4 separate regions of the Mus musculus genome follow, and all the other regions are linked to region 1. A link is a loop called in an ENCODE intact Hi-C map of the cell type or tissue named here. Cell type or tissue: left cerebral cortex. All regions are shown on one strand. Links, peaks and the distances in the headings refer to the core of each region. The heading gives the core; the rest is flanking DNA. Region 1 overlaps Apaf1 (apoptotic peptidase activating factor 1). Region 2 overlaps Anks1b (ankyrin repeat and sterile alpha motif domain containing 1B). Region 3 overlaps Anks1b (ankyrin repeat and sterile alpha motif domain containing 1B). Region 4 overlaps Anks1b (ankyrin repeat and sterile alpha motif domain containing 1B).

The links. Hi-C counts contacts between places; a loop is a spot of excess contacts. Peaks named below come from ENCODE experiments on the same cell type or tissue, not always from the same donor. Only the 100,000 strongest peaks of a DNase experiment are listed, where the experiment ranks them.
Region 2: a loop joins it to region 1, with 2.1 times the contacts of the local background. A loop is called at or near these places in 3 of 42 quality-filtered maps.
Region 3: it touches region 1 in a loop (3-fold over the local background); 6 of 42 quality-filtered maps call a loop at or near these places.
Region 4: a loop joins it to region 1, with 2.5 times the contacts of the local background. A loop is called at or near these places in 5 of 42 quality-filtered maps.

The regions. Positions count from the first base shown.
Region 1 is chr10:91,028,463-91,036,040 of GRCm38, forward strand. It overlaps Apaf1 (apoptotic peptidase activating factor 1), which reads right to left. Exons shown (of 27, transcript NM_009684.2): 17 at 3,087-3,248. Among named protein-coding and RNA genes, the nearest start is that of Apaf1, 50 kb to the right of the region's middle. In left cerebral cortex, for the core only: CTCF peaks have their summits at 4,103 (motif pointing left) and 5,704 (motif pointing left); DNase peaks (open chromatin) are centred at 3,488, 4,108 and 5,690.
Region 2 is chr10:90,962,713-90,970,290 of GRCm38, forward strand. It overlaps Anks1b (ankyrin repeat and sterile alpha motif domain containing 1B), which reads left to right. Exons shown (of 27, transcript NM_001359241.1): 26 at 3,513-3,680; 27 at 7,092-7,578. The coding sequence ends at 7,202. Among named protein-coding and RNA genes, the nearest start is that of Apaf1, 120 kb to the right of the region's middle. In left cerebral cortex, for the core only: a CTCF peak has its summit at 4,142; DNase peaks (open chromatin) are centred at 2,126, 2,585, 3,115, 3,578 and 3 more places; H3K27ac peaks cover 4,324 bases.
Region 3 is chr10:90,820,510-90,828,087 of GRCm38, forward strand. The region is part of intron 17 of Anks1b (ankyrin repeat and sterile alpha motif domain containing 1B); the gene reads left to right. Among named protein-coding and RNA genes, the nearest start is that of Apaf1, 260 kb to the right of the region's middle. In left cerebral cortex, for the core only: no CTCF peak of the experiment used is centred there; a DNase peak (open chromatin) is centred at 4,370.
Region 4 is chr10:90,895,994-90,903,571 of GRCm38, forward strand. It overlaps Anks1b (ankyrin repeat and sterile alpha motif domain containing 1B), which reads left to right. Exons shown (of 27, transcript NM_001359241.1): 19 at 1,254-1,433. Among named protein-coding and RNA genes, the nearest start is that of Apaf1, 180 kb to the right of the region's middle. In left cerebral cortex, for the core only: no CTCF peak of the experiment used is centred there; DNase peaks (open chromatin) are centred at 2,080 and 4,764; H3K27ac peaks cover 511 bases.

The DNA of each region.
Region 1 (7,578 bases), core at 1,507-6,506:
ACCTTCTGAATGCTTTTTAAATGATCCTTCCCTGGGGTTGGGGATTTACCCCAGAGCCTGGGCCTAGCACAGGGTTCAACTCCCAGCGCCAGGAGGAAGGAGGGGAGAAGCTTTTTTCTTAAACATCACAGCTATCTGGAAAATGTAAATGAAGCCACCACCTCACACCTACTACAATGGCTATACACTTTCAATGAAAAATAAATAAAAATTTAAATAGAAAAATCGCGGTCAATGCTACCGAGGATGTGGAGACGTTGACAGCCTTATACCCTGCTAGCAGGAATGTAAAATGGTGCAGCCACTGTGGGAAAGTTGCCGCTCCTCAAAACCATACCACAAGATTATCATTATGCTCTGGCAATTCCAGCATGAGGAGTATATAACATGGCTATTAAAAGTTGGGCCTCCAGCAGATACATGTTCACTACCATTCACTGCAGCATCGTTGACAATAGCCAAGAAGTGGGGAAAGTCAGGGGCCTGTACAGAGGAATGTGATTTAAAAATGTGGCGACTATTCATATACACATATGGGGGGGAAGGAGAGAGGGAGGGAGAGGAGAGACAGAGACAGAGAAACAGAGAGTGAGAGACTGTCTAGTTCTGATACATTCTCTGACTCAAATAAGCCTTTAAAACACTGGGCTCAATGAAATGAGTCAAGCATAAATAAACCAGTATTATATAATACCACTTGTACAATTTCCAGAACAGGCAAATTCATGCATCATGTTATTAGTCACCAGGGAGTGGGGATAGAGAACTGAGAATTATTACTGGTAACAGAGTTTCTGTTTGAGTGATGAAAACTTTTAAAACATACAGTGGTGGCTGTGTTGTGGTGGCATATGCCTTTAATCCTGGCACTCAGGAGGCACAGACAGGTGGATCTCTAGTTTGAGGCCAGCCTGATCTACAGAATGAGCTCCAGGACAGACAGGGCTACACAGAGTCCTTATCAATTAAAGAAAGGCAAGACAAGGCAAAGATGGATGGAAGGATGGATGGATGGATGGATGGATGGATAGATGGATGGAAGGAAGGAGGGAGGGAAGATGCATGCAGTGGTAATGGCTGCACAACTTTATGAATATGATTACAATGCCAATTGTGTACATTTAAGAATTGTTTGGGCCCGGCAGTAGTAGCGCATGCCTTTAGTCCCAGCACTTGGGAGGCAGAGGCAGGCAAATTTCTGAGTTCAAAGCCAGCCTGGTCTACAGAGTGAGCTCCAGGACAGCCAGGGCTACACAGAGAAACCCTGTCTCAAAAAAGAAAGAAAGAAAGAAAGAAAAAGAAAGAAAGAGAGAGAGAGAGAGAGAGAGAGAGAGAGAGAGAGAGAGAAGAAAGAAAGAAAGAAAGAAAGAAAGAAAGAAAGAAAGAAAGAAAGAAAGAAAGAAAGAAAGAAAGAAAAAGAATTATCTAGGAACATCTTTAATTCCAGTTTCTAAGGAGGCTTCTGAAGTAAGAGACTGCAAGTTTGAGGCAAGCCTAGGCTATACTAGTGAGTTCAAGCAATTTAGCAAGATGCTATTTCAAAGTAAAAATGAAAAAGAGCTGAGGTCGTCGTAGTTCAATGATAAAGCACGTACCTATATTTGCAAGACCCTAAATCCACACCTTAGTCATCAGAAAAAGCAAGAAACAGTTTAAAATGGCAAATTTTACAGTATATATTTTTATCCTAACAAAAATCGAATTTTGAGTCTTCAAATTTTACAAATTAATTGTATGTATTCTATCTTTACAGACTTTAACACACTTAAGACAAACGGACATATTTTTCATCTTAGTTTCCTGCTAGAGGGACATAAGTCTACAAGTAACCAAAGACCAGATTCACAATTACTAGATCAGTAAGCACACACCCAGTCCCTCAATGAGCTTATATATAAATATATGATGGTACCATTGACTTCTAATACCTCTGTGCCATGCTTTTTAAAATGAGTATTAGCACAGAATGTCCATGAACCACAGGATTTGGCTCTCACAGTCCAACTTTGGACAAACCATTGTGTCTACTGAGAGCCCATCTCACCCATTAGACCTCTCACCATAGCAATCCACATCTCTTGGGGGTTTACATTTTAAATTACACATGTTGATGTGTACTCAGACCATGATGTCAGCATGAGACCTACCATTTTCTTTTTTGTCTGTTTTTATTTACTTTAGGAAAAATCTCACAGTTTCATTCAGTTCTTAAAGAGCCATCAAATTGTAAAAGAATTAAAGACACTCTGAGAGGCTCAAGAGACGGCTCAGCAGTTCAGAGCATGCACGCCCTTCAGAAGGGCAGAAGTTCATTTCCCAACACCCCGATCAGGAGGATCCCGGTCACTGTCACGCCAGCTGCAGGGCAGCCAATGCCTCTGGCTTTAGCAGGTTCCTCTGCTCACTCGAATGCACACCTCCACACACAGACACAATACATGCACATAATTCAAACCAATTTTTAAAGGTATTTTGAAAATCACCAAAATCAACCTATTTTAAAAACTTTTTTAAGTGATGAAGAAAGTATTCTCTTTTAAATAAACTTCAGGGGACGTGGGGCAGAAACATGGCCCGGCAGTGAGAAGCAACGGCTGCTCTTCTAGAGGACCTGGGTTCAATTCCAAGCACCCTCGTGACACCTCACAAGCATCTGTATGTAGAGTTCCAGGGGATCCAACGCCTTCTTCTGGCTTCCACGGCATTACATACATGGTAAAAAGACATACATGCAGCCAAAGCACCCATGCACATGAAATAAAACGTTGAAAATAATAAATTGGAGGAACACTGGACTGCTACAGTCTGCTCCTGTGGTGTCGGCTTTCCTATGCTGTTTCCTACTGCGTGTCCTGGGAGAGTAGAAACTATTTCTGACTTGCATGACTATGACCTTTTCTTACGAGGCCGCCCATATCCCCAGAGAGCAGGGCTTCTAAGAATTGTGAGCAGTTAGGAAGCCTGCGCCAAATAACAGAGCTAAGCTGGACGGGAGGGGGGGGGACAGGACAACACACACATAACAGAGGTTGAAACTTTGTGTCCGAGTGGAGTGGGTTGAGATGGCAGGACTTGGCAGGACTTACGAGGACTTTGTTTTTTGCTGCCACTATTATTTTGTCACCATCTGCAGACCAGGAACAACACTTCACGATCACCTCCACATCCTCTGGAGGGTCTTCTGAACTCAGGAAGAAGCGCTTCACATTAATGCTTTTCCTCTCGTTTGCTGATCTCACATCCCAAAGCTGTTTAAAAACAAAAAACAAAATTGCTTTACTCCCAACACACTCCTCTAGAATTCCAACTAGATTAAATGTCATACAAACATGCTCTGCCCAATGGATGGTCTTACACAAGCCTATTTTTTTATTAGTTTTTTAAATTAAGAAATCCAGCTTCCTGCAAGAACTAGACCTAGCCCCCTCCCCACCCGCCGCCGCCACATTTGCTGCAAATGTACAGCTTGGTCTTCATGTGGGTCCCCTAACCAGCAGATCAGGGCCTCAGTCTCTGTTCCCTGCCATTGGATCCCCTTCCCCTACCTGAACTGCCTAGGGTTGGGCCTCAGTGGGAGAGGATGTGCCTGGTCCTGCTGGAACTAGGTTCCCCCCCCCCCCCGCCCATGTCCCAGGTTAGGGTGGTACCCAAGAGGGGCTCCCCTTCTCTGAGGAGAATGGGAAGAAGCAATGGAGGGAGAAACTTGTAAAGTGGGAGGGGGGAGCTATGATCTGGATGTAAAGTCAATAAGAGAAAAAGAAAGGAAGGAGAAAGGAAGAAAGGGAGGGAGGGAGGAAAGAAAGAAAAAGAGAGCAAGAAATCCAGCTTCCATTTTGCAGAAACAAACAAACAAAACCCCAAAGTCACTAAAATTAGATAAAAAGTTAATTGAGCTGCATACAGTTTGACACATCTATAATGCTAGTGCTTTGCAGTTGAGGCAGGAGGATCGTGTGTTTGAAGCCAGTTTGGGCTACATGAGAGCTCATCTCAAAAGGAAAAAAGTTAACTGGGCCTTGCACAGGGTGGAAAGTGGCTAAAGATTGGTGTTGACAGTGAGAAGGAGTGTAAAAGGGACTCACAGCTGTCTGCTGCTGCCCTCTACTGGGACAAGCAGGAGATGCAAGTCACATCTACCACAAGCGCAGAAGCAAACTGTACTGGGCCCCGGTGCCTGCTGGGCATCCAGTGAGAATGAGACCCCTAAAGGAGGAACTATACTGAAAGCTATAGTGAGAGGAAGCATGGCTTCCGCTGTGCTGGGTAGGGCTATGGAGTGCCACAGAACTAACCAGCTCTGAGAAATGGACTATGAAACACTCTAAGCCCTATTCTGGAACAGCCACACAAGCAACGGCCCCTGAAAGGATGCACCTTCACTCTCAGACCTGAGCGTGAGCGGTGTGCTCTGGCTTCAAAAGGGTTACCATGTCCTGGACCAAATCCCCTCCCCCAAAAAAGGCTGCCAAACCCTAACACTTTCCCCTTGGGACAACTGTGTCTACTCTGTGTAAAATAAAACAAAAGAGACGACAGGCACTAGCATGGTTAGCCTTCTTTATCTAGTACAGAAAGAAGGCAGGCAGGCAGGATGGGTCAGGGGTAGGGAAAGCACCTCCCACCAAGCCTGGTGGCCTGCGTTCAGTCTCTAGGACCCACATGAGGGATGGCTAGAGCTGACTGGCCAACTTGTCCTCTGACCTCCAAGCATGTCAACACACACACACGTTAAATAAAGTAATTTCTAAGTTTTAAAAAGAAACAAACCAAATGGCAGAGCTTTGGTCCTAACATTCAGAATCTATGAGAAATCATACAGTTAGTAGGACAAACTTAGGTTTGGGAACTAAAAGCAGGCTGACACAATTTAATTTCACTACACCTACCAACACTGTGTGAGCTTCTGCAGCCAGCTCAGCCCCTAGAAGACAATGATAAAGTTTCACACATCAGGAGATGACACAGCCACACCACTGTATTCTGAGGAGGCCACTGCACCGTTCCCAGGGTGCCTGTGCACCCTAAGCTCTTGTGTGCTTTAACTAACAATCTTTAAAGAAAACGCTTTAAGACCATTTCTCTTTGAGGCCCAGAAAACCACATGGTTATCTACATGATACCCTACAACAAGCTTAGAGAATCCCAGAGCCTTTGGGGCATCGATAATTTTACAGCTCCTATTCTCTCAGACAGTAAAGGCTTTACAAGGCTCTGACCTTGACAAGCTGCTATCTAACATCATTTTGCTGGACCTCTGCCTGTGCAAAGAGCCAGTGACACTGGCTTAATAGCTCTGTGGGAAAGCCGTCATCAACACAGGCAGGTCTCCCTGAGTGGAGTGATGCCTGTCCCCCACTGCTAGTGACACTCACACACGAATACAGAAATCAAACACCTGTCGCTGACCAACATGACATAAACATTTCTGAGCTCAGGACTAACTGGCCACACCACTGGCTAGTAAATAGAATCGGTGTGTCCATCAGCTGAAGACCGGTAATAAAGTATACACATATTCACAATGAAATGACAATGAATGCAGAGACCCATGACTGACAACACGCTGGCAACAGTGATGTCCTAAACAAGTCACTCCTACCATTCGTCTAAGGCCTCTAAGGCCCAGGCAACACAGCAGCTGAAGGTGTGGAAAGAATGCACAGGCCAGGAGACAGGAAGAAAGATAGCAGAGCGCCATCTGCTGGGCAAGCTAGGGCAGCGATCAATCACAAACTCCCACCTGCTGTACTGAAACCTGAAAGGACCTGCAGGCTAACAAAAGGAACAGCTGAGCAGGTAAGACCTCGAGCCCGCTGGCTGGAGCTCAGTCTCTGGAACGCACCATGGTAGAAGCAGAGAACCAACTCCTGCAAGCTGTCCTCTGGCCTCCACACTCGTGCTGTGAGATGTACACACTCGTACGCAAAAATAGGCAGACAGACAGAAAGATAGGTAGTGTAACTTAAAAAAGGGAACCTGGCATCAGCCTGCCATAGATGGTTAAGAAACTCAAGGGGTGCACCCCTCACTGCTGAACTGTTTGATACTGACGGAGTCAGAAGGAGGAAACATTGCCTTGGGTTTGTAACAACTGGCAATCCACAGGCACAGTCAGTCAGTCATGCACAGAAATCTACATATACACATAACTTTAAAAATAATATAAAAATCTTTAAATTAAAAAGAAATCAGTCTGGAACATAATTTTGTCACTGTTTATCCACTTGCCATCTCCCTAACTTTATTCTGAATAACCAGACTGTGGGGCATACTTTTTTCTTCTAGCGTTTAAACCCCAAAGGCCTAGTATAGTATCTAGCATCCAGTGAATACTAAATACACAGTTTTTAAAAACTTATAGCTGAAAAGACAGATTATATACCAGTTTCACGCACAGATGAATAGAAAGTTACTAAAGGAAATACAGCTTAGCTTTCTTTATAAGTAAAAAAAACCCACACTCACCTGAATGCCCTCCCAAACCCCATGTAAAACAACAGTAAAGGGATTTTTTTTTCTCTCTAGCTACAACCCACAAGATAAAGGAAATTGTGACGGGGTAACAGGAAAGGCCAGGAAGAAGAAAGGTAGGTGGGCTCCTAAAACCTGAATCCTGAGCCTGCAGTGGGGAACCAGCTGAACGAACTCAAATCTAAGTGGCTCAGAAAGTGCAGGCTGGTTCCTTCTAGAGAGAGGGGCTAACTCAGGAGGGCTCTTTAGAGATCCACTGAGATCGTCCTGCCACTCTACGGTCCAGGTAGGCTGTAACCCTAAGAGTGGGCTGGGTTGTTTTATACTTAACCCAGTTAAGGGCAGGGTCAGTATACTGGAAATAAGGACATTAAGATAAAGCATACATTCCCTTTGCCACCTCTGCCTAGATACCACGGTATGTTCCAATGACTCTTCTCACTACAACCAGAAAGCGAGGCATTTCTCTCAGAACACTCACCCTGATCAAGACGAAAGATTACCAATGAGAGCTCATCATCAAACCGTGAAAGCTGAGCCTGCAGACGGCTCAGGGACAGACCTGACTCCTGAGCACTGCCCTCCTGCCTCCACACACACACCACGGCACCTCCACTCTCATACTCGTGCACAAAAAAAATTTTTTTTTAAATATAAAACCCTAAGAACCCTAGAAGGAAACACAATTCCCAGACACCTTCCTGAAGTCACTGCTACACAGGAGCAGGTACTGAAGACAGCTCTGGAAAAGGCATACGTAAACCAAAAAAAAAAAAAAAACGATTCATACTGGCAAGAAGAAAAAATACAGTCATGAAATTGCGGTGTAATGTTTTTTAGGAAATATAATTCTAAGAACAAGTACTGAAAAATCTGTGAATAAGTTTTAAAATACTGTTGTATTTAAAATATTAGGAAACGAAGTGAAAGAATCTTCCAGAAAGGAGAAAGGAGAAAAGGCAAGGAAAAAAAATAAAAATCCAAAAACAAATATTCCAGAAAAAAAAAAGTAGAGGAGAAATCAAACAATTGGAGAAGACTCCAAAAGTGACAGATAAAACACCAACCATGTCCCCTTTCACAGCATTGTAGATAGAGCTCCCTAGA
Region 2 (7,578 bases), core at 1,406-6,405, 66 kb before region 1:
ATATGGTGAATTCAGGATTGGGCTCCCATACCAAGCACTGTCCACCACAGCTCAGAGACTGAGGGATCTGCTTCACACACTGCCTGAGCCAGGGAGGGTTCAGCCAGCCTTCCTTTGCTGTTTGTGGAGTCCATAATTCTGAGGTTCTGCTCTTTGCCCACCATATCTGGGGTCTCTATTTGGGCCAGCTTGGACAGTTGTAGATGCTCAGCTTATGGTCTGCCTAGGCCTTGAGGTTCCTCCATGTACTTCATGCTGGATGGCACTGTAAAGCCTACATCTAAGGGCTAGCCTGGGAAATGTGAGGTGACTGGACTGGACCAGCCTCAGTCCTTAGTAGGCAGCACCACCACCTGGCTCTCTCAGCATCATCTCTAAGCATAGTGGTCTCAGAGTGGTCACACAGTACTGACTCCCGAAGCAAGTGCTACAATAGGGCCAGGCAGAGGCTGTGGGACTCCTCCCATCTGTACAACAGTAAAATTGCCCTCACATTACTCATGGTAATTAGTGTATTAATATAATGAATATACTTAATGTGTAATTAAGTCCTGCTACAATATGGTTTTCTATGTTGGCCTTACAGTGTCCAGCTCTGGGGAGAACAATTCTCCTTGCATTGTGCATAGTGGGGGTGACACAACAGCAGAGGCAGGCAGAATGATCCTGCAGCAAATACACTGGATCATGTGTGCTCGGTCAGGGTGACGGTGTGGCTCCACGGTAGGAGCATCTGCCTGCTTAGGGCCCTGGGTTCCATCCCTGGAGGAAAAGAAGAGAGGAAGGAAGGAAGGGAGGGAGGGAGGGAGGGAGGGAGGGAGGGAGGGAGGGAGGGAGGGAGGGAGGGAGGGAGGAGAGAAGAGAAGAGAGGGAGGGAGGAGAGAAGAGAAGAGAGAGAGGAAGGAGGTAGAAAGCAAGAAGGAAGAGAGGGATGGAGGGAAGATTGATGGAATGCCCTCAGGTCCTCTGTGACAGCACCTGTTCCCTGCTGGGTCCTGGTACCCTGAGACAAACAGTGCAGCCCTCACTGCAGGTCTCAGTGCCCAGGAGCCACTCCCTTCCTCCCATCCAGCATTCGTGTTTAAAACATTAAGGCCACAGAAAAGACAGAAAGGTAACAACATCCAGGTCTTCCCAAATCACAAAAGAAAAGAAAAACACTCTAAGGCATTCTGTTTTTAAAATTAAAAAAAAAAAAAAAAAAAAAAAAAAAAAAAAAAGAACAGAACGATGTGCTAGTGTGCACACCTTTAATCCCAGCACTTGGGAAGCAAAGGCAGGCAGATCTCTGTGAGTTTGAGGTCAGCCTGGTCTACAGACCTAGGTCTAGAACATGGGGGGGGGGGGGCAGGATACACAGAGAAACCCTGTCTCAGAGAAGGGGGAGGGGAAAGAAGAGGGAGAGAGGGAGGAAGGGAGAGTGAGACAGAGGCAAAGACAGAGAGAAGAGAAGAGAGAAGCAAGACACCTGTCATCCCAGCTCTGGGAAGGCTGAGGCAGGATGACTGCCACAAGTTCAAAGCCAGTTGGGGGCTGAGTGGTCTGGTCTCCCTTTCTTCCTTGGGGACTTTTCTAATACCAGTCACTCATTTCAAAAGAGGACAAAACATCTAACTTCGTATCATACAGAAACTTTTAGTTTCCCAAAGTAACCCATAGTAACCATTTGAAAGCCTCAGCCACTCAGAGGAGCAGCTCTGACCTCCACGTGAAGACCCTGTAGTCTCACAAAGCTCTCACACGCAGGAAATTTGTCTGAGGCTAGTGCTGAAGGAATCTGCACCCTAAGCTCACTGCTCCTTCGTGCAGAGGCTGCCTGTTAGCTTCACAACAGACACCAGGGAAGTCAGAAGCCCCGTTGGACTTCTACAGACCCCGCCCCCATCCCCGTCCTGACCCCACCTCCCTCCCACCCTCCCCACCCCACCCCGGCCCCCCTCCTGCCCTGAGGCAAAGCTGCCAATGAATGACGTGTGCACAGTGTAGGCAGAGAGTAGTAGGCAGAGGAAAGGGCTCAGCCCTCTTTGTACAGTGATGGTCAGAGCTGCCTCCCAGTGCTCCCCCACTATCATTTGTTGGTGAGTTGTTAATTTACTCGTCTGACTCAGCTGTGGAAATAAACATGGCTTAGTGTTCACTGCAGGGAAGTGCATGGCCTGGCTGTGCAAGGGACGGGATGACAGAATCGAATGTGTGTCTGAGAGGAGCACAGAGATTGACTGTCCCACCAGCTCTCAAGATCATAGACATTGCCCGGCTTGAGTCTGAGACAAGGACACTTGATAGGACTTTGACATAAAGTCCAGTTGGTCCAGACTTGGTGAGACTCTTCCCCATGGAAGAGTCCACCTCATGTAGTCCATCCTCACTGAGTGCTGAGGGCAACAGAGTCCCTAACATTTCTCAAAGCATGCTGGGAAGGAGTGGGGGGTAATAAGAACAGGAAGACATGGTGTACTTTCAGCAGAAGCAGAGTGCTACCTGCATTTTTGAAAGAAACCATAGAGAGAGACGGTAGGGATGGTCACGGTAGGCTGTTCTTAGCCTGTATAGTAGCACTGAGAGCATCCTCGGGCTGAGACTGTGGCTCAATGTAGAGCATTTGCTAAGCACGCATGAAGCCACAGGTTCAACCCCAGGGTCATTCTGGATAGACCAGTAGGCACCCACCTCTATGATGCTTTCTGGCGTAAGGATGTTGTGGCTCCGATCCCACCTTCCAGTGGGCTAATGTCATGTTGTCCCTGTGGGAGAAGAGAAGGGGAAGCTGCGTGTGGGAGAGAAAGCTGAAGTCAAAAAATAAGTATGTGAAGAAAGGCGGGAACAACCCTGGGAGAACTGCTCTGTGCAGAGGACGTACGTCCCAGGAGAGGTTTGGTATGGTATCCTGCCCTGACAAACTCTCGTCTCTTGGTGATTTGATGATAAAATATAGAGCGTGAACCCTTGGGGAGTGCAAAAAAACCTCAAGAAATAGACGGATAATTAGCTCTATTTGAACAATGTTTGCATGCTCGCTGCTGCAACTGTGAGACGCCACACCAGCATGACTAATGCCTCTACCCCCGGCCTAAATTAGATTCTGATTGTGCTTCGTATATATTCACTGAATCACAGATGTTTGAGGTAAAAAAGACCCAAAGTTCTCAAGAACACCTCCCATGGAGCGTGTGGGATCACTGCTACAAACCCCTTCCCCCCATCCAAGTCTCATGAGCAAAGAAGCCACCCACAAGCGAGCTGCACCTGGAGGAGCACCCGGGGCTGGTGGGCTGCATGAGGGCTCTGCTTATAAGGAATTAATGGGGGAGGAGGTCTGGCAGCCTGGCTCCAAGGATGCTACCTCAGTGACTAGCGTCCAGAGTGCTTTGTTCTAACAGACTTCCCCTGAGTCACTGCCGCTGCCGGTGGGGCAGTTCAAGGTCCACGCTGCTCCTCAGCTATCCACTCACTCTGACCCTTTGTGTGCCTCTAGTAAATGTTCTTCTTGTCTTGTCTGTTTGCTCTTGCAGAATTTAGCCTATGAAATCATCCTGACGCTGGGACAGGCATTTGAGGTCGCTTACCAACTAGCCCTACAAGCAAGAAAAGGGGGCCATTCCTCCACACTCCCAGAAAGCTTTGAGAACAAGCCCTCGAAACCCATCCCAAAGCCCCGAGTTAGCATTCGGAAGTCAGTGGTAAGTACAAGACAGAGACATCTTTAAGCCTGCAACCAGAGGGAAGGGGGATTCAAAGAGGACCTGGTGCAGTGAGGGGGAGGCCTTTAGAATCCAGCCTGCCTTCCCCTGTCCTTTCCTGTGGTCTCCTGCTGGCATGTGACCATCATTCCCGCAGGCTCAAAGAATCCTTTCCCCAGAGCCCAAAGGTAACAGAGAAAACCACGTTTTTCTCTGCCACCTCTAGCAATAGCCTTTTGAGAGCTTGGATGGCTAGCTGCTGCTTCTGGTTTTGACCCAGCTCACCAGAAGGCCTAGGAAAGTGTGGAGGCAGCCTTCTCTGAGGCCTCGCCTACCACTCAATCAGGGGGCAAGCCTCTGCCCTCCAGAGAGATGTGCAGAGGCTCAAGGTGACGGTACCCTGGTACCCTCCTGGCCAAAGCTAGATACCACAGCTTGCCTTTCAGGAGACCACGGCATCCTCAGCCTCGAGATGCCTGAGCCACAGCCTGTGTGCCTTCCCTCTGGACAGCTGAAGCTCTCCACAGCCTAGTAACTGTTAGAAGGTGGTACCCCCCTCCTCCCTGTCATCTGCCTCCCTCCAGGAACTTCCTCCCTTCCCTCCCTCCCACAGGCTCCGCAGACATCCTGTCCCAACAGGCTGGTATGACTTCAAAGCGGCCGCCTCTGGTAGTAGCAACACCCCAAAGCTGGAAGGCTCCCAGCCAGCTCCCCATCTGCTCTCTGTTCCAGCATCCATCCCGCATCCTAGACTCTCTGGGATTGGCACCGGGCAGGCCCCCAGAATGCGTTGCCCCCCCTCATCCCGCAATCTTTCCATCTGCTGCCTTCTCCTCCTCCTCCTCCTCCCATCAGCTCTCAGCCTCCGTCCGTGTCATGAGAAAAATAGACATTTTTAACCTCCAAAGAGAGGTTCCTTCCTCGGGATGATGTGGCTTCTGTGGATCACACCTTTGGGGCCCCTCCCCCTCTCCTGTCTCTGCTCTTGGTCACCTCACCACCCACGGGATGATCCCTCAGCATCCGGCCTCTCCGAGTCCCTGAGAGTCCATTGTGTCCTCCTGCATCCCAGAAGGCCTCCGCTGATTGGTCATTACCAGTGGCTGCTGCACCTCTCAAATCCCATGCTACACTCCTATCCCGGACCCTCCTGCCTCAGCACCTACCCAGCCCATGCCCCCTGCTCTCTATTCCCCAGTCCTTGACACACCCCAGAACCCTAGAAATGTCTGTCCAGTTTGTTTCTAAGCATCTCCACTTTCAAGTTTAGCCACTATAAATCCTTGCTTCTCTACCCCCTTCTGTCCCCAGCCCAGCAAATGACACAACACTTCACCATGCTGCTTGTCACCAAAGTCCCCAAGTCACCTTGATTGCTGTTGTACTTGTACCTCCACATCCAGCCCATGAGCAGAGATCAATCTTTGCTCCCCTCGAACACACCTCCAGTCTGCCCACTCCTCTTCTACTTCCTCCATCACCCCCCTAATCCAAGGCCAGTGCACACCTTCCCAGTGACTCCCTTTTTTCATACAGCAAAAACCATGGCACCCTAAAAATACCCAAACCTAATCTCTGATCACACGTGGTGATGCCTAGGCCTTCCACTCCTCGAGTACACTGCTCAGTCCCACTGGAGACTCTATGTCTCCCATGATTGCTCTCTTCCACCTCCCCTGACCCCCGAATTCTGCACGGCCCCATGGTACCATTCAGGTTTTAGCTGCACGAAGCTTTTCCTAACCAGGGTAGTTGCCTGGTCACCTTGTAGGCCCTCTTCATTCCGCGTAGTGTTGACTGAGCTTTCTGTTGTCTCTCTTCCTGCACAAAAATATCTACTCCATGAAATACACTGGCATGCTGTCACCCCAGGGCCATAGCAGCACTCACTACAAACCTGCGGTCAGAGACACGAGGTGGTGAGGGTGGACTTAACGAATGTGTCTCTGAGTGCGATTATTAAGCTTCTGAGTCCAGGAATGCACAGCATGTTTGTGGGGATTGTTGCTTAGACTACTCTATTCCTTCTCGTGTGGGCTGGATGAGTCTGTTCACAGCACGCACGTCCTTCCAGCTGTACTGCGGTCCACGCAGACTCCTTCCAGAGGAGCACTAAGACTTTGATGCCGTAAGGGCTCATAGAATATTCATCTAGACACCCTCTCTGGGAAACAGGAGAGTACCCAGTCTACCTGGCTCTGGATGCAGGCCCTCACCAGGCTTCAGAATTCCCATCTCCTCAGCTCCAGTGGTTTACTCTCAGGACACACACAGTGCTCTTTCTAAAAGTCCTTCTTCCCTCGTCCTATGAAGGCACAAGGGAAACCATGGCAGAAGGCAGCCTGATAGGCACATAGGCTCAGGCCCTGCAGCCTCCAGGAGGTTAAAAAGCTGATAGAGGAAGTCTGAGCAGGCCTTCCAGAAACTCCTTGGCCCCCGTTTACAGAGCCAAGTAGATGATGGCCAAGGGATGAGCAAGCCATTGGGGAAAGAGCTTAACTGAGGCCCATCAGAGCTCAGACTTTAGCTGCTGCCCAGGGAATGACATGCTTGGCTTTATCTGAACCCAGGACAGAGTCCGCCAAGGCGCAGCCTGACAGGCCCTTGCTGGCCTCTTCCCTCCCTCTGTCTGGGGTACATCCCTCTCGGCCACTTTGCCCTCCCTCCGGAATCTGTACCTGCGTTTTGTCCACTCCAGTACCTTTCTTATCCAGGCCGAGCACTCATTGTCTGAACAGCATTTATTGACAAATATTTATTGCATGCCTGCCTTGCATTGAGCCACTAAGAGCTTTCCCAGGTTTGGAGAAAATAGCAATAAAGTTAACAAAACCCCCACCTTTGCGGGGCATCCGTTGTGGAAGAGGGAGTAGACAGGTGGTATGTGTCTGTGTCAGGAAGGGGGGAGCTAAAAGGTTGAGGTGCCATTTTGTAGAGGGTGTGGGGAATACAGCTTCTAGGATAGGAAGTGGTGTTGAAGCCAAGACCTGGACCACACTGGCTAGGAGGCAACCGGGAGAGAGCAGAGGCCTCACTGCACGGATGGGTGCCCGAGGGCCATCCCCAGGGCGGCATGGCTGGAGCTCAGAGAGGCCTCAGGCAAGTGAGCGGGGCGCTGCAATGTCCTCGGAGGACGTAGGGTTCTTTCCGGACCCCGATATTGGGGTGTTGGGAACCACCGCTGCTCCCCTGCCTCTGCGCCCCGGGGGCGGGGCCAGGTCTCACTCGCGTCACCCTTGCAGGCCCCTGCAGAGTCGCTGTGCAGTACAGGTGCGAAAGCGCGGACGCCGCCGGGGCCGCCCCGCAGCGCGGCTGGGCGAGCGGGGCCCGAGGTGGGGTTCCAGCGGCGCCCACGCGGCCGCGCCGCCGCCCAGCTGCCGGATAACGGGCATCAGCCTTTCTGTTTTAAAGCAGATCGACCCTTCTGAGCAAAAGACTCTGGCCAATCTGCCGTGGATTGTGGAGCCGGGGCAAGAAGCCAAGAGGGGCATTAATACCAAGTATGAAACCACGATTTTCTGATACCCGCCGCCCCGTCCTCGCGGTGCCTTGCTCGCCCAGCAGTCCCCGCAGCAGGCTCTCCTTCGCGCCTCCGTGTCCACCCGCCCCGGGAGGAAGACTGCTCCAGCTCGCGTGGCCTCGTCACGGGCGGAAGGGCGACGGCCATCCCTAGGGAGCCTTCTGCCAGCGAGACTTTGACGCCCCTTAGAGGCGCGAGGGGGGCTGCGCGGGGCGCCCCAACTCCGCTACCACCGCCTCCTCTGAGGTACTGCTCAACTGCCCCGTACTTGCTTTGCTTTAGTTGGGGGGAGAATACCTTTTTAAAAGTGAGAGGGTGGGGAGAGGGAGGGTCTCCAGTACTGCCTGAAAGTCTAAACAGCTTGGGTTTAAGTTTTCA
Region 3 (7,578 bases), core at 1,781-6,780, 210 kb before region 1:
CACTCATAGGAGTTCATTCAGGGAGGTTGAGAACAGGGATTTTTCTGGAACTCCTGGGAAAGAGGAAGGCTCTTTCTACTGCATTCTCTGCACTGGGGAGCTGGCATTGCCAGGGGTTGTTGAGGGCCATGTTGGAGAGGGGTCTTCCCAGTCCTAATGCTGGTATAGAATTGAGGGAAAGATTTTTGCAAAGATTTGGCATCCAAATCAGTATTTTTATACTAAGGTGGTTTTTGAGAATAACGAGATAATTTTGTACTGGTTATTATAACACAGGACATAGCATCTGATGGATGGGTCTGGTGTACAGAATAAGTGGTACCTTCAGAAAAGAAAGATTCACCTAGCACAAAAATTTGTTGTGGTGAAAGTCCCAACACCCTAATAGATTTCTTCAGTGGGCAGTAAGCTTTCTATTGCTGGAAGGATCCAAGCTCTGATTGTATGTATACACTGCCAACCAGAAAAGACTGTCACAATTATATTGAAGTATTTTTTCTTCTGAGTCAGTCAGGACACTTGCAGTTTGAGAAACCATAGTCAGTATGGCCCAAGCAAGGTGAGAGACATATAAGCTCATGTATGAGATGGGAGCCTGGAGGTTTGGAGCATCAACATATGCTGAGCCTTGAACACTATAAGTGGAATTCCTTTGGTCTTCCTGTTCATATCGGACGGGGTTGGAACACACACTCAGATGCCAAGGTCAATGGTGGATGCCTTCATCTGTCACTCTCTGCATTGTATTTTGAGAGAGGGTTTCTCGCTGAGCCTGGAGCTCGTAGATTTCAGCTAGACTGGCAGACCAGCGGTCCCACCAAGGACTCTACCTCTGCCTCTGCAGTACTGGGATCACATCACACACTGCCATACCTGATTGGTTCTAGAGATCAGAATTCAAGTCCCCATGCTTGCTTGACCAAGCACTTTACTGACTGAACTGTCTCCCCTGCCTCACCCCTACCTCTTTTTTTTTTCTTTCATTTTGCTTGTGTGTTTGTTGACTTGGAATTTGTGGCTCTCCTTCCTCAGTCTCCCTGATTCTAGAACCATGGGCATGCACAACCACACCTAGTCTCTCACTCTCTATTTGTTTTTTTTTGTTTGTTTGTTTGTTTGTTTGTTTTTCCTGGACTCTGCACTAGTTTCACCCAAAGGAAGACACTCCCAATGACAGCGTCCTCAACAATCCATAAATCCTGAAAATCCAGTGGAAGAAGGGCTCCTCTTTCTCAATTGCCTCAAGAGAATCTCTGTCCTGACCCTCCCCAAATGAACCACCGTAGTAGACAGAATAGACAATAGAACCCTCTGACCTGACAGTGGACTAGAGATTGACTCCTTACTCATATCTATTTACTACTTATAGTTATTTTGTAACTCTTCTTTCCTTTGTTCTTCTAACATATCTCAACATGCTTAATATACATTGCTAGATAATTATAATGCTGTATATAATAACAAACAAATATTGAAACTGTTTTATCCCCTGCCAGATCCCATTGATAGGGGGAAAAAACTGAGATTCTGTTGTCTGTAGTAGAGAGGATTTCCAAGGTGTTTGTGGCTCTTCTTGTTTGCCCAGTTGATGAGCATGGGAGAAGGCACTGGGGGCAAGCTTGGCTGTTTAGTTCTGGTGATAGAGTAGAGGGGGTTTATGGAGGCTTATGACTGAATACGAGGATGCATTAATTCTCTGGATGGGTAACTGCTGAGCTGTAGGCATAGTACAGAGTGTCGCACACGTGCACACATTTCATTCTTAAACAACATCCTTAAAGAGCAGCTGCCCTTATTTTATAGATGCAGGGGCCAGGAGTGCATCAAGGTTAAGCCACTGCTCAAGGTTCATAGCAGTGGGGACAATCAAGCCGAACTGGAATGCCGTGCAGAGACTGAGGGACTTTTCTGTATTATGTGCCACCGTAGGAATTCCCCAAATGAGTCTCTGGGATGCCTCAGACTGTGTTTCCCTACCTACCGCAAAGCAGACCATATAGTCTGACCTATTTAACAAGGAATATCCTTAGGTAATCGGGGTATGTGGTCACTTAGTGAAAGAGTTTACCTGAAGCTTGGTCTCACTGCTAGCCTTGGAAGTAGCTGTGTCTATTGTGCATGGCTGGCTGCTTTGTTTGTTAAAGGTGTTTTAAAAGGTGGGGTATTTACCACCTGTGTCTCGCAGCTGAAACTAAATCCCAGGAGTTGATTGTGAGCAACCACTGCAAGCAGAGGGCTTAGCTATGGCTCATTGGAGCTGCATGTTGCTCTGGCCCTGGATGTAGTTAACATGGAAAAAACAAAACAAAGCAAAAAAAAAAAAAAAAAAAAAGTCCCTAGGTCTTAATTCAGGAGACTGGGGCAGAACATTTCCAGCAGATGGGCCTCAGTGTCTACATTCATTCCCCCTGGATTCCAAGCCTGCTTGCCTTCAGGAGAAAGTGCAGGTCCCGTCTTCTCACTCTGGCTTGTTTCAGCTTGGTAGTGAGATCTGTAAATATACCACAGTTAATAGGCAGGTCTGTAAGTTGTTTTTAAATTGCCACCTAAACAAAGGGATTTTCCCCACAGCAAAAGAGCATGATAGAGCAATAAAGATAACAACTACGCATGTAGGAGTCAGTCTGAGCTTTACTTGTCTCATTGCACATAAACAAATCTTGCATTTAAAAATGCACATTGATGCTTCTATGGTGAGCCCACATCACTAAGGACCACTGTTGAGCACCAAAGCCTTCCCCAATGCCTGACTCTCCTGAACACTTTCATTTTGTTGCATCCTTGTTGCACAGTCTCCACCCCCCAAGCTCCCACTCCTTTCTCTTTGAGTTTCCTTCTTCTTCTCTTATTTGTATCCCATGCCCTCTGTCAAAACCTAACACAACCCCAAGTCCTGCTTTCTCCATACCAGGAGACAAAACTCCACAGTGCAAAGATTCTAAATCCATATTGATTGTATGCTTATCTCTGCAGTGTTGTAGTTCTGGAATATCTGTCTCCTGAAAAATGTATCCAGGTTGTTGAAAAAAAAAATGTGGGTGGGATTTCCCACAACTTTTCTAATCTACTGAGATTTTTTTTTTAAATCACACTGCGAAAGAGGGACTCCGTGGTCGCTGTCCAGAGTACTGACCACAAACATTTGTTCCTGACTTCATTGAACAGGCAACTGTGGCTGATGATAATCCACTCCCAGGGTTTCCAACTACCAGAATCAGCTGATAGGAGATTTATATCTCTCTTCTGAGCTCCATGTTTCTATTGTCTGATTTCAGCCTTATTTCTAGCTGGATAGCAACTAGAATTCATCGTGTCCTAAGCTTTCTTTCATTTGTTCAGTAAATTTCTCAGTGCCCATTTATCAAAAGACCTGTCCATGAATACAAAACCACACAAGCAGGGCACTACACCCCACACATTCTTACAAGAAGATTTATAACTTAAATAGTGATTTTTAAATGATGAATGCAGTATTAAAGGGCGAAATCTTACCATGTCAGCAAAAAGGCACTTCCTGGGCCAATGCAAAGGGAAAAAAATACAAAACTATTCCTAAGGAAAGTTACATGTTAGATGGAATTCAATAGGATGAATTGTAAATGCTCCACAAGATCAGAGCCTCACTCTGACTTAACCTACCATCACTGAACAGTCACCTCATCATTTGAATCATAAATGAGTAAACGTGCCTTTAATCACTATCTTTGAGAAAAGTCACCAATGAGAATCCTGGGACAGTTGCCTGGGTTTCATGCACACAAATGCACATGCATGAACACACAGTATTAAAAACATACATTTGTAAGACTGGGTCTTGTTTTGCTACAAAGCTGAAAGCTACCATCCTTTTCTTGGCGCTCTCACTTTTTAATCCTATTTCTGAGGCTACCTGGATGATGTTGGATTGTTTATCTGATGCATTTCCAGGCTTGTTTTCACAAATTTTGCATTGTAATTCTGAAGGACAGATACAGTTCTGAATATATATGTTTGTACCGTGCATGTTTTTCAGTGATATTCTGGAAATGTTTCCCCCTTACTTAGAAATGCTCAAAACAAATGACAAGAATCTAAGATGCAAATATGTTAAGTCCAAGGACAGGCTAACATTGAGACAAGAAATATCTGTACTACCATACTTATATGCAGGTATATCTTTCTATAAGACCTCAAAGCCATTCTCCTGGGTATGTAATACTAGCTGACTGAAGACTAGATAGTGCATAAGTCTGTGTTATCTCCCAGAATCCCATTCTTGATTCATGAAAACCAGTTCTCCCTTTTCAGGCAGTAAACTGACAGGGTGTGTTGGGAGAGGAGTAACTATCTCTCTGTTCATTGCCTTCCTCCCCCAGGAAGCTCACACTGCGATTATACAATCCCCCCTGCCCCTACACACAGTTCCAGATGGCATCTCTACTGGCACAATCCTACTGGCACTTTTTCCATGTTCTGGAAATTAAACTAAAACCTTAAATCCATTTCTGATTGGCCTGACACTAATAGAGAAATACTCCTGTGCAATCCAAAGCTCTTTTTAAGGGGTTTATGTATGTTTATTGGTGTTTCGCCAACATGAAGGTCTGTGCACCAACTGTATGCATGCAGTGCCTGCAGAGGTCAAAAAGGGGCCATCAGATCCCCTGACACTGGAATTACAGATGGCTGTGAGCCACAATGTGGGTGCTGGGAATCAAACCTAGGTCCTCTGCAAAAGCAGCCAGTGTTCTTAACCATTGAGCTACCTAAAAAATAAAAATTAAAAAAAAAATAAACAAAACTCAACTCAGTACTGTGAGAAATGCTTAGTAAAATTTTAAAAAAGGAATTAATTTAGCTAATTTTTCCAGTTTTTCTTTTATTGTAGACACTTTCGTTACTTTTTTTTTTAACCATTTGTGGTGTCTCAATTAGGGTCCAATCAGAAAATAGTCCAGTGGGATACTTATTCTAAGAGACATATTGCAAAGGGTCCACTTATGTGAAGAGGGCTCACCAGGTAAGTCTGAAGTCTAGAACAGGGCAGTCAGAAAGGGTACTAAACTCTTGGGAACAGGTTCCAATAGTTCCATTCCTTCTTTGGGGTATCTCCAGTTCTGCCTTTAGAGTTCTGATTGAGTCAGATAATCTGAGATGGTCTCCTTAAAGTCAATGGACTTTAATTACAATCTATGAAACACCTCTGCAGTGTCTATGCTAGTGTTTAAATAACTGGGAATTTTCAGCCAGCCAAGTTACCACACCAAAAAGACCATTACACATAATTACTTTCCTTTCCTTGTAGCTACTGCTCTGTGAGGTAGCTTCCATTATTGTCACATCCATCTTACAAATTGGAATGGCGAGGCTCAGACAAGTTAGGTAGAGTGTGTCGGATCACAGAGCGTTTAAGTGGAATACCCCTTACTTGAATCCACACATACAATTCCACATTTTGGTGTCAAACTGTGCAGTCTGCTACCACCAAATACATACGGTATTAGACATTGTTCCTCTAAATGTCTACAAAGGCACCTCAGATCAATGTTTTATACGTTTCTTGGAAAAATTATCACAAGCTCTAGAGTCATCTATTTGGTCCTCTGGGTAACTTTTTAACACGAAGAAAGAATTTAGGACGTTAACATCTCTAATGTTAGTCTGTCTGATAGAAACTGACTGCTCTTAAATAATCAGTTTATGTTGAGAAGGTCATGTTGATGAACTATATTGAAGCAACTGCCATGTTTTCCTCTAAGGAGACTCACAGGCTGAGTTTTAGTATCATGAGGGTTTCTTTTTTCTTCCTAAATTGAATCATTTTGCAAGGAACACTATACTACTTAAAAGCCTAGAATATTTTAAAAGTGAGGAACATGAGGCTTTATAGTCTCCAAATTTCAAATGACATAAACAAGAAGTTGAATGACTTTTTAGCAGGGGAAAAAATGACAGAAGGAATTCTGACACTGAGTTTCCTTGGAGTATCATAATACCATAACAAGTGTCTGTGACAAGTGATAAGGTCTGTGGTTTTGTGCTGCCTACAGTAAGGATTTTCCTTAGTCAAGAGACTTGGCCTCTCTGGGCTTTGGGACCTAGGGCTCATATCTTGAAGCTTTTCTGGAATATAAAAATTTCCAAAACTTCAACGAGTAGGATCTATTTGAGTTTAGAGCAAAACATCTTTTCTTCTGTGAATTATTTAATATTTCCCCTCAAGTAGTAAAGGAATATGTTGATATTTATATTTTTTTATTTCATGTGTATGAGTGCTTTGCCTTGTGTGCATATACACATATGCACCAAATGAATGCCTGGTGCCCGAAGAGGCCAGAGGCCAGAGGCCAGAAAAACAGCATCAAATGCCCTGGATCTGGAGTTACACACAGCTGTGAGGCACCGCTCGAGTGCTGGGAACCAAATCTCTGTCCTCTGTGAGAGCAGCGAGCGCTGTCATAACTGCTGAGCCATCTCTAGCCACCCCCTGCTCCATACCTTTATATTTTAGTGTGCATACCTGGAGGTTCCTACCAAATTCCATTAGTATTGTGCTGAAGTTAATTCACAGACATCTAGCATTCAGGATGTGAATTCAGTAGTCCTACTGAATAGACCCGGTAAATGGCCACCATGGACAGCAACTTCCCCGTCTGGCTGCCTTTCAGCTTGGTTTCCACCTGCTGGCACAAAGGCTGACAGGGAATTAAGTTTTCATTCATTCTCTAGAGGTGGCGCAGTCATAAAATGACCTAGAGGTCTCAAATGTTTCCAGAGTGCAGAGCACTCAACTCAGGGGTTGGGGTGGGAGGGGGGGGACACAATAGTTCACATCCCTCCTAAATAGCCTGCAGTTTATTCCTAGCAGATGGTAGCTCTAGATTGCCCTATATCGAGAACCTGAAAATAATATCCACAAGAGAGCAGTACTCTGGCAAATACTATTCCTCAGTCATTTCCGTGACTGCAAAACCAAGAAGACACATTTACCTCAGCACACAGGTATCTGAGCTCCAGAATGGAAAACTGAAGGGAATGACCTACCTTCAAAGCCACTGAGAGTTTGCTAATCTCAAAAGAAGCTACCCAAAACATGCCCCCGCCTCTCCCCTCCTCTCCTCCCAACATTCAGGTGCCGTTCATTAGAGTACAGATAGCATGCAGGCTGATTCTTTCTTTACCTGTGTAAGATGTAGAAGCAGAAGCTTTGGGGCGTTGGTGTAGCTCTGCCATACAGAGTGCATCAGGGCCTGTCCCTATTTACTCCCCAGTGCTGGGGGTTTCGGGAACTTTCTTTCCTGATGCAAACGGGAATATGTCTGAATTTCATATGATTAGATGCCCCTAGTTCACACGCCTGGAATGCCCAGCTTTATGTCCCGGGGCCTGCGTGTTGGTAATAGACGAACCCTGGGAACTATGTGAATCCCACAGAAGTAGGCAGTGACATAGCAGCAGACAAGAAACAGTGTCTGGTGTTGCTGAAAGAACTGGCTACATCACCCTTTTGAGTAATGACAAGACCTAAGTCACAGGGTTGTGAGGATGAAAGGAAGGATACACAGATCTCTGGGGAATTGTAGGTGCTCACTAAACTTA
Region 4 (7,578 bases), core at 1,675-6,674, 130 kb before region 1:
AGGCACAGGCCTCCGTATGCATGCTCCTGGGGAATAACTGGCCCTGATAGGTGACTTCAGTAAACCGCAGGCCACAGAGAGCGTGGCAGCAGGCTGGACAGGATAGAAGCTTCTAGGATGATGAGTCGGATTCAGCTTTGAAGAGAAAAATAAGCAGAGGCCACGAGACGCAGGAGGTCATAAGATGCTCCCTCCGGGAGCCAGGAAGAACTGAGTACTGAGAGGTTTGGGATATGCTAGGATATGTGTAGGCTACTTCAGGGTTTGACGCATTAGGGAAGCAGAAGTAAGACTTATACTATGGCTCCCAAAGAGAGGGGTCCTCTAATAAATTAGAAAAATTAGGCTAGAAAGGGATTATTATCTTGCCCTCCTCTTACTTTGTGGAAGGATGGGAGAACTCCGAGCACCATCGTTATGAGTGCGCTGAGAGGCCTCCTCAGAGGAATAGAAATTTCCAGTTTGCTCCCTGGTCTTTCCCTTCTGAGCCTCTCACCCTGACTCCCAAGAAAAGTCTTACAGAAATAACAAATTAAAGATGGGGCAAAGTCTAGCCAAAAGGAAAAAAAAAAATGGGTGTAACACCGCCAAAGGAAGTCAGGGGAAGACATGGCAGCTGAATCTGATGATTCCAGCCCTCTTGTGGCTTGTGAACACCAAGGCTCGGCCACTGCTGTCCCTCCTTACTTCCGGCCAGTTTGCAGCTAGGGTTGTCTTTGCTGTTGAAAGCATCCTCTGTCATTATACGCATTGCTCTGCAGTCTGTACGTTGTGTGACATGCTATGTTACCATACTGTGTCCAACTTCCCAGCCCTGTTGTCCCACCACACTTTGGTAGAGGATCAAGACCCATCTGGTCCCATGTTAGCTTCTTGTAACGGCACATCCACTGCAGTGAGGATGAGCTCCCCATAGCTCCTGCCCTGGTAAACACGTGATAGTTGGGGTACCCCTCTGAGATGAACCTCCTTCCTGAGATCATTCACCTGGGTATTGGGTTGGTTTTGTTTTTTGTTTTTTTTTTAAGACACCTGATGATATTTTAAATACTTTGGCCTGAAGTCATTGACTTGATCACGCCATTACAGGATTAAACAGTGCAATGTTAGCAATCCCAGCAGATGAGTGAAAACCACTCCCGCCCCACCCCACCCCACCCCGTAGCTTGTTGTGTTTCGTATTTCACAATTTTTGAAACCAAAGGCTAGCCACAAAGAGCATGGTATTTATTTCATGATGTATTTCCATTCAGGAACCCAGTGGTAATCACACTCCTCCTCAGTTGTCTCCATCACTTAGCCAAAGCACTTACACCACTGGTGGCTCCCTAGACGTTCCTCACATTATCATGCAGGGCGATGCAAGGAGGAGAAGAAATGAAAACTACTTTGATGATATTCCCCGATCAAAGCTGGAGAGGCAGATGGCTCAGGTAAGGTGTTCGAAGCCTCTGTGATGTGTTTGCCTTTTGCCTGCAGCAGTAATGCATTCAAATACTGAAGAGCAGCTCATGATGGACGCCTACCGGTCCATGCCTCAGTGGGAAGTTACCATTTTATAAAGTGTGCTGCATTCTGGGCTCTCTTGAACTAGCTTGGACCAGCCCCCTCTAGGAGATGGATACATATGTATCCCATTGAATCCACTCATTCTCAGTGGATTAGATCTATCCCACCTTACTGCACTCAAAATCTTTTTGGAAATTAATAAAACTGGCTCAGAATCAAGTCACAACAAAAATGAATATAAAAGTCTAAGTTCTAAGTGCCAATTGGGTGGATGACAGGGCAGAAGTTTGGGGGAAAAGATTAGCTACATGTGAGGTCATTTCCTCCCAACTTTACCTACAATTACCCTAGGGGGAGTAGTTACATCATCCCACATCACCACCCCACATTCTCTCCTTGAACAATTAGAAAGAACAACGCTGCCTAACACAAATATTTGTCCAGTTTTCCCTCCATGGTACAAATGTTCACTCTACTCTGCCCCCAGTCTCTTCCCAGAAACTTGAGTCAGCCTTAGCTGAACAGTGACACAGGGCGGTGTCAGATGGGCAGCTGTTTCTGCAGCTTTGTTGCTCCACACAGAGATAGTGTATCCATGGCTATGGGCAGAATCTGCTCTTTGCTTCCCCATTGTCAGCTCAGCCCGAAAGGCTGAGATTCCTCCTCCTCCTTCTGCCTCCCACACATTAGCTGAGAACTCAGAGGTGAAAATTTGACTATAATTGTTTTGCCTTAGTTGTTTTTTTTTTTTTTAAGTGAGATTATGGTTTTGAAAGCCTTTTAACTCAAGGAAGAAATATGTGAAGAGAATGTTCTAGAAACCATGACTATATTGCATACACTGTTGTTGCTGAGAGAAGGCCTGCTTTACCCTGTCTCGGTACTAAGTTGTTCTCAGTGGTGGCAGTGTTAGGACAGGTTTGTTTCTTGTTAAGTGGGATGGAATATTGGGAGAGGGAAGAAAAGGATACTTTTCCTATTCTCAGAGGTTGGCTATTTCCTTTAAATCTGTTTGATGTTCCAACTGAGGCTCCTTTAACTCAGGAGGATCCAGGCACCTCCCCACGCTGCTCTTTCATTCCCAGATCTTAGTATTTGTAGATCAGTACTTGTGGATCACCTATGTGGTTCAGTTTATCCAACGACAACATCTCAGGGACAAGGCTTTCAACCTTGAACCATATGGTCTTTATATAGTCATTCAAATTTAGTCATTTTTTGGACCCTTGTCTTCCTGAATGAGGCAGGATTGCTCTTTCATGAGCATTAACTATTACTGACTGAGTCACTTTGAGGAATCAAAAGAATTACCTGTCTCAGCTACCTATCATTTGCAAAATTTCTCCACATAGGGCAGTCTTTTCAATGAGGAATTAATTATTCTTCTGCCCATGTGAAGATACTCAAAGGAATGGGGCAAAATCGTTCTCTTAGTTTCTCCTTCTGAATCCTAAGCAGGGCCAGGGGTACATTTAATAGCTCACATCTTTTTGCCATCACTTCATCCTGAAACGCATTTCTCTTTAGGACTTGTCTTACCTTGAGAAAATTGAATGAACCTTTATCTGGCCAGGTGAGGAAAGCCCATAAGGCAGAGAGCAGAGTGAGATCAGCAGGTTGAAGGGCCATGGTAGAGAGGCTGTGAACATACTTACCTCTCGGGTCCAACTAACAGCAATCAGATGACCGATAGAGGCAGGGGCTCCATCAGCAGCCCAGAGCTTATTAGAAGCCTTCTGCAATCCTGCAGTTCAATATCACACTTTAGCTGCAGAGAAAATAGAAGACAGCACCACTGGAATCCGATCAATAAGAAAAAGAGACTCTGGGATTGCAGTTCTCTAGGTTGGATTCATTTTGGTCTTTGAATTTGTTTTGTGAGAGTGTGTTAGCAAGGACAAAGACCATAGAGCGGTGACTATATGCTGCGTAAGATGTTGCCATTCCAAAACTTTAACCCCTCAAAATATGAAGTACTTGGTGATTTTGTTGCTTGAACAGTTGATCTGACTTTAATTATAGCCAGCCACTCAGTTGGTGTTTTGTTGTTTTTCTTAATCGTCCCCATTTGGAACTGGGGTCATTTGCTGTCTGTTTACTTTTTTGACAGTCTGAAATATTTGTCCCGGATCATATTTCCCCTGTTTTCGTATATTGAGCTAATCAACTTATGTTCCCAAGAATTGGAACTAACAACTAAAATCCCTATAAGCAAGCATTATCTCAACCAGCAGCATGGTTCCAGTCCGGTTTTCCCAAGGGTTTCTCCCGAGAGGCTTACAATAATATAAGTCAATTCCTCTCTATTTCCCGTAAAACAGTGAAGTCCACCTCTGTGCTCACTTTCTTTCCTGCTAGAGAAGGGGGACACAATTGGTAGGAGGTTCCCCCAGGACAGGGTCTCATGCTTACAAACCCTCCTACACCGTCCTTTTCAGCTCTAGGGGGATTTGGAATGCCAGCCCAAGACCAAAACCCTTTTAAGTTCTAAGTGGCTGCAGTCATTCTTGGGACTTTTGCCTTCTCAGGTCCTGCCCAGAAAATTCTACTTTACTTAAGTGAAAGAAGCTGAGTCAAAGCTTGATATTGAGATCACTATAATATGCATTCTGCCTGTGAGCTTTGTCTGCTGGCGGACATTGAAAATGTAATGCCAGGGTACTATTGTACTCTTCGTTTCCAGTGTAAAACAATATGAATGATACCTGTCTTGAGCCATCACGATGGCTTCAAGGGTAAGGGCCCTCACCAACAAGCCGGACGATCCATCATCCCAGGGGCTTTCATATAGTCAGAGAAAGCCAAGCCAATCTCTCCTCTAACCTCCACATGTGTACTGTGGTACGTTGCACTCTCGAGAACGTGCACACGCGCACGTGCATGTGCAGACACACACAGACACACACACACACACAGAATGTAAGTAAATAAATAATACCTGTCTTGAAATACAGGTGCTTTGCAAATATCATGACTGCTGTTTAGCTTTATTCCAATATAAGCACTACTCTGGCATCAATATGAAAAGCAGAATTGATTCCAACACCAATAACACTTTGAAAAGTGAGTGCAATGATGCAGGCACATCTCGACAATGGTCTTCCTGCTGTGCTGAAATGTGGTTTCTCTAGCCTATGCTTCTAGACCAAGCTCATTAGCCCGGAAGTTACTAAATGGCTCTCTCCATTTCCCTACCCCTAATAAATAAACGTTGTGCTCACACTGACATAATTATACCTCCATGTGTATGGTGCCTTTAAATTTCCAGGGTATCTTAGCATCTGTTTTATCTCCTCACAGCATAAAGAAGGTGCCCTGCGCATGGCTGATGTGCACACTGCACAAAGCAGAGCAGCAGTATGTTCTAGTTTCTGTGGAGACGAGACAGTGAATGTAATGTGGGCTATACACCAGATGGAGGAAAATATTCTTACTATTTAAGGCCTAATTGCAACATGTAGAAGTTTTTCTTGACTTTGGAGGAGTCAAAGTACTCTTGAAATGAGGCAGGGAGGAGGCTGGGTTTATGGTGTTGGGAGGCATGGTCTCTGGACTCAGGAAGAGAAGAGCTGAGTCCCCCACAGGCTGAAATGCAGTGGCCATTTATAGAAGGCTTCCCTTTGCAGAAAGTCATAGGAAAAATGAAATAGTACATGTGTCTTCGTAAATAAAGATCAGCTCTAAACAGTAAGAGAGACACGGTCCTTCCACACCAATGTAGGCTTGGATGCTACCAAGGAAAACTCACAGTGTACAATGCTTTGTGTTTTGACTGCTCTTGTTGTTACAAAAATGAAACAAAGTCTGACAGTACTGCCTGGAGCATTTATTAGACACTCTGAAGGCCTTTTCCAAATGGTTTCTAATTCATTAGAAAGCTAATTCAGCTGAAAGCCTAATATTTCTTGATCTGCGAAGAATTACTTAATATCTGTAACTAGATTGATCACTCCCTCATTTGAAAGTACTTTACATGTATTAGTTTCACAGTCCTCATTCATTTGCTATTATTAAAAGGAAGGAACTAGAGGCATTCTTGTGAGGGCCCTGCTACCACCTTCCCTACTGGTCCCTACCGGGTATTGCTCTATTTCTCTTATTTAATTCTCCAAACAGTCCATCCTTGTAAATAAATAGCAGGTTACTATAACTCCTGCCTTCTTCCCCAATAGCCCCTGAGGCCCAATCCTATCAAATAGTTTGATGACCATTCAACAAGTAGCAGTGTAATAGATTGTGAATATGTAGTTGCATATGTCGATTGCATATATGTAGTTGCATATGTCGATTGCATATATGTAGTTGCATATGTCGATTGCACATATGTAGTTGCATATGTCGATTGCATATATGCAGTTGCAGATAAAGAAGGCGCACCATGAGCAGCTTAGCGGAAACTTCATGGCTCAGTTCATGCTTGCCGTCAGGAAGCCTGTTAAACAAAAAGTGGCAAGGTTTATAGCAGATAAAGTAGAAACCTTTTCCATCTTGGCACCACTGTGTCCTCCCATGTCTACAAAAAGCTTTGTGTCAGGTATGGAATTACTCTGTACCCAGAAATTCTTGGCTGGGTGATTCTCCAAATAAGGAAGCTGGGTTTTTTTTTTTCATAGTTTCTTCAGTTGGGGTTCTGAGTTGATTTCTTTCTGCCTATGCAACTTGGACCAAGTCATTTTGTATTTCTGAACTTTAATTTACTTGGCTTTAAGATGTGAACAATGCCTGCTATTCGGGTTTGTGTGTGTCAGATAATGTGTGCAGAAGTATTAAGGCTGGATAGGTGGACACATGATGGATGGATGGATGATGGATGGATAGATGGATGGATGGATGGGTAGGTAAGTAGGTAGGTAGATGATAGATAAATAGATAATATATGTTAGATACATACATACATATATAGAAATATGCATACATACATACATAGTCTTAGTTACTTTTTATCGCTGTGACAAAGCAACTTATAGAAGAAAGATTATTTGGGACATACAGCCTCAGATGGTTAGCTGATGAGCATCATGGCAGGGAACATGGCAGCAGGCAGGCAGGCATGGCACTGGAGCAGTACATAAACCAGAGAAGTAAGGTGTTCCCCAGAACACTTACCCTTTTCTAAAAAGGACGAAAGCTTATAATTTATTTACCCTATCCTATTTCTCCTGAGAGAAAAAACTGTTCTTTCCTAGACGTTCTGTCCAGTGCTCAGCATTTTTTCGAAGTCTACAGTATGAGCCTTCAGAAAAATAATAGCTGTGTTGGAAGAAACAGTTTTTATTACTGTATTACATCATATACTTTCTAATGTCCGTGGGTTAGCTATTTGTTTTAGATTTTCCTCAGAGAGCTCCTAAATATAAAGGTTTTTTTTTTCCCCATCCATGGTTTCAAATTTTTCTTCCATAGTCTAGAGCAGTGGTTCTCAACCTGTGGGTCACAACCTCTTGAGGGTTGAATAAGGATTCTTTAACAGGGGTCACATATCAGATATCTTGCCCAGTAGATTATTTACGTTGGGATTCCTAACAGTCACAAAGTTACAGTTGTGAAGTAGCAACAAGAATAATTTTATGGCTAGGGGTCACCACAACATAAGGAACTGTGTTAAAGGGTTGTCGCATTAGAAAATTAGTGGACCTCCTCCCACTGAAGCACAGGCAGATAATGTGTCACCGACAAGGCTGAGAATGGACTCTCTGACATCAAGAGCTTCCTCCCTCACAGCTTGCCAAGTTGATAAGCTGGCACTTCAGCTTCCAAGACGGTTTAAGAAGCTGCCACTCTCCATGAGCTGAGAAGCCAAACCGACCACTCCTGCTGCTGAAGGGCTCACACCAAGCACAAGGAGAAAACGGTGCTTCCAGACTCGGACTTAAACCTGAAGTGCTGTGCACTTCCTTGGTTAACTTAGTCAATTCATTGCCTCTTCTCAAAATATACCCTTTTTTTTTTTTTTTTAGCTCCGACAACTTTGGGCTTAAAAATGCTCATGTGGTTAGTGTCTTTTGTATCCCCATATTGGTCTTTACATAATCAGAAAAAAAGGGGGGAGAGTTGCCTTTTGAGGTTCGC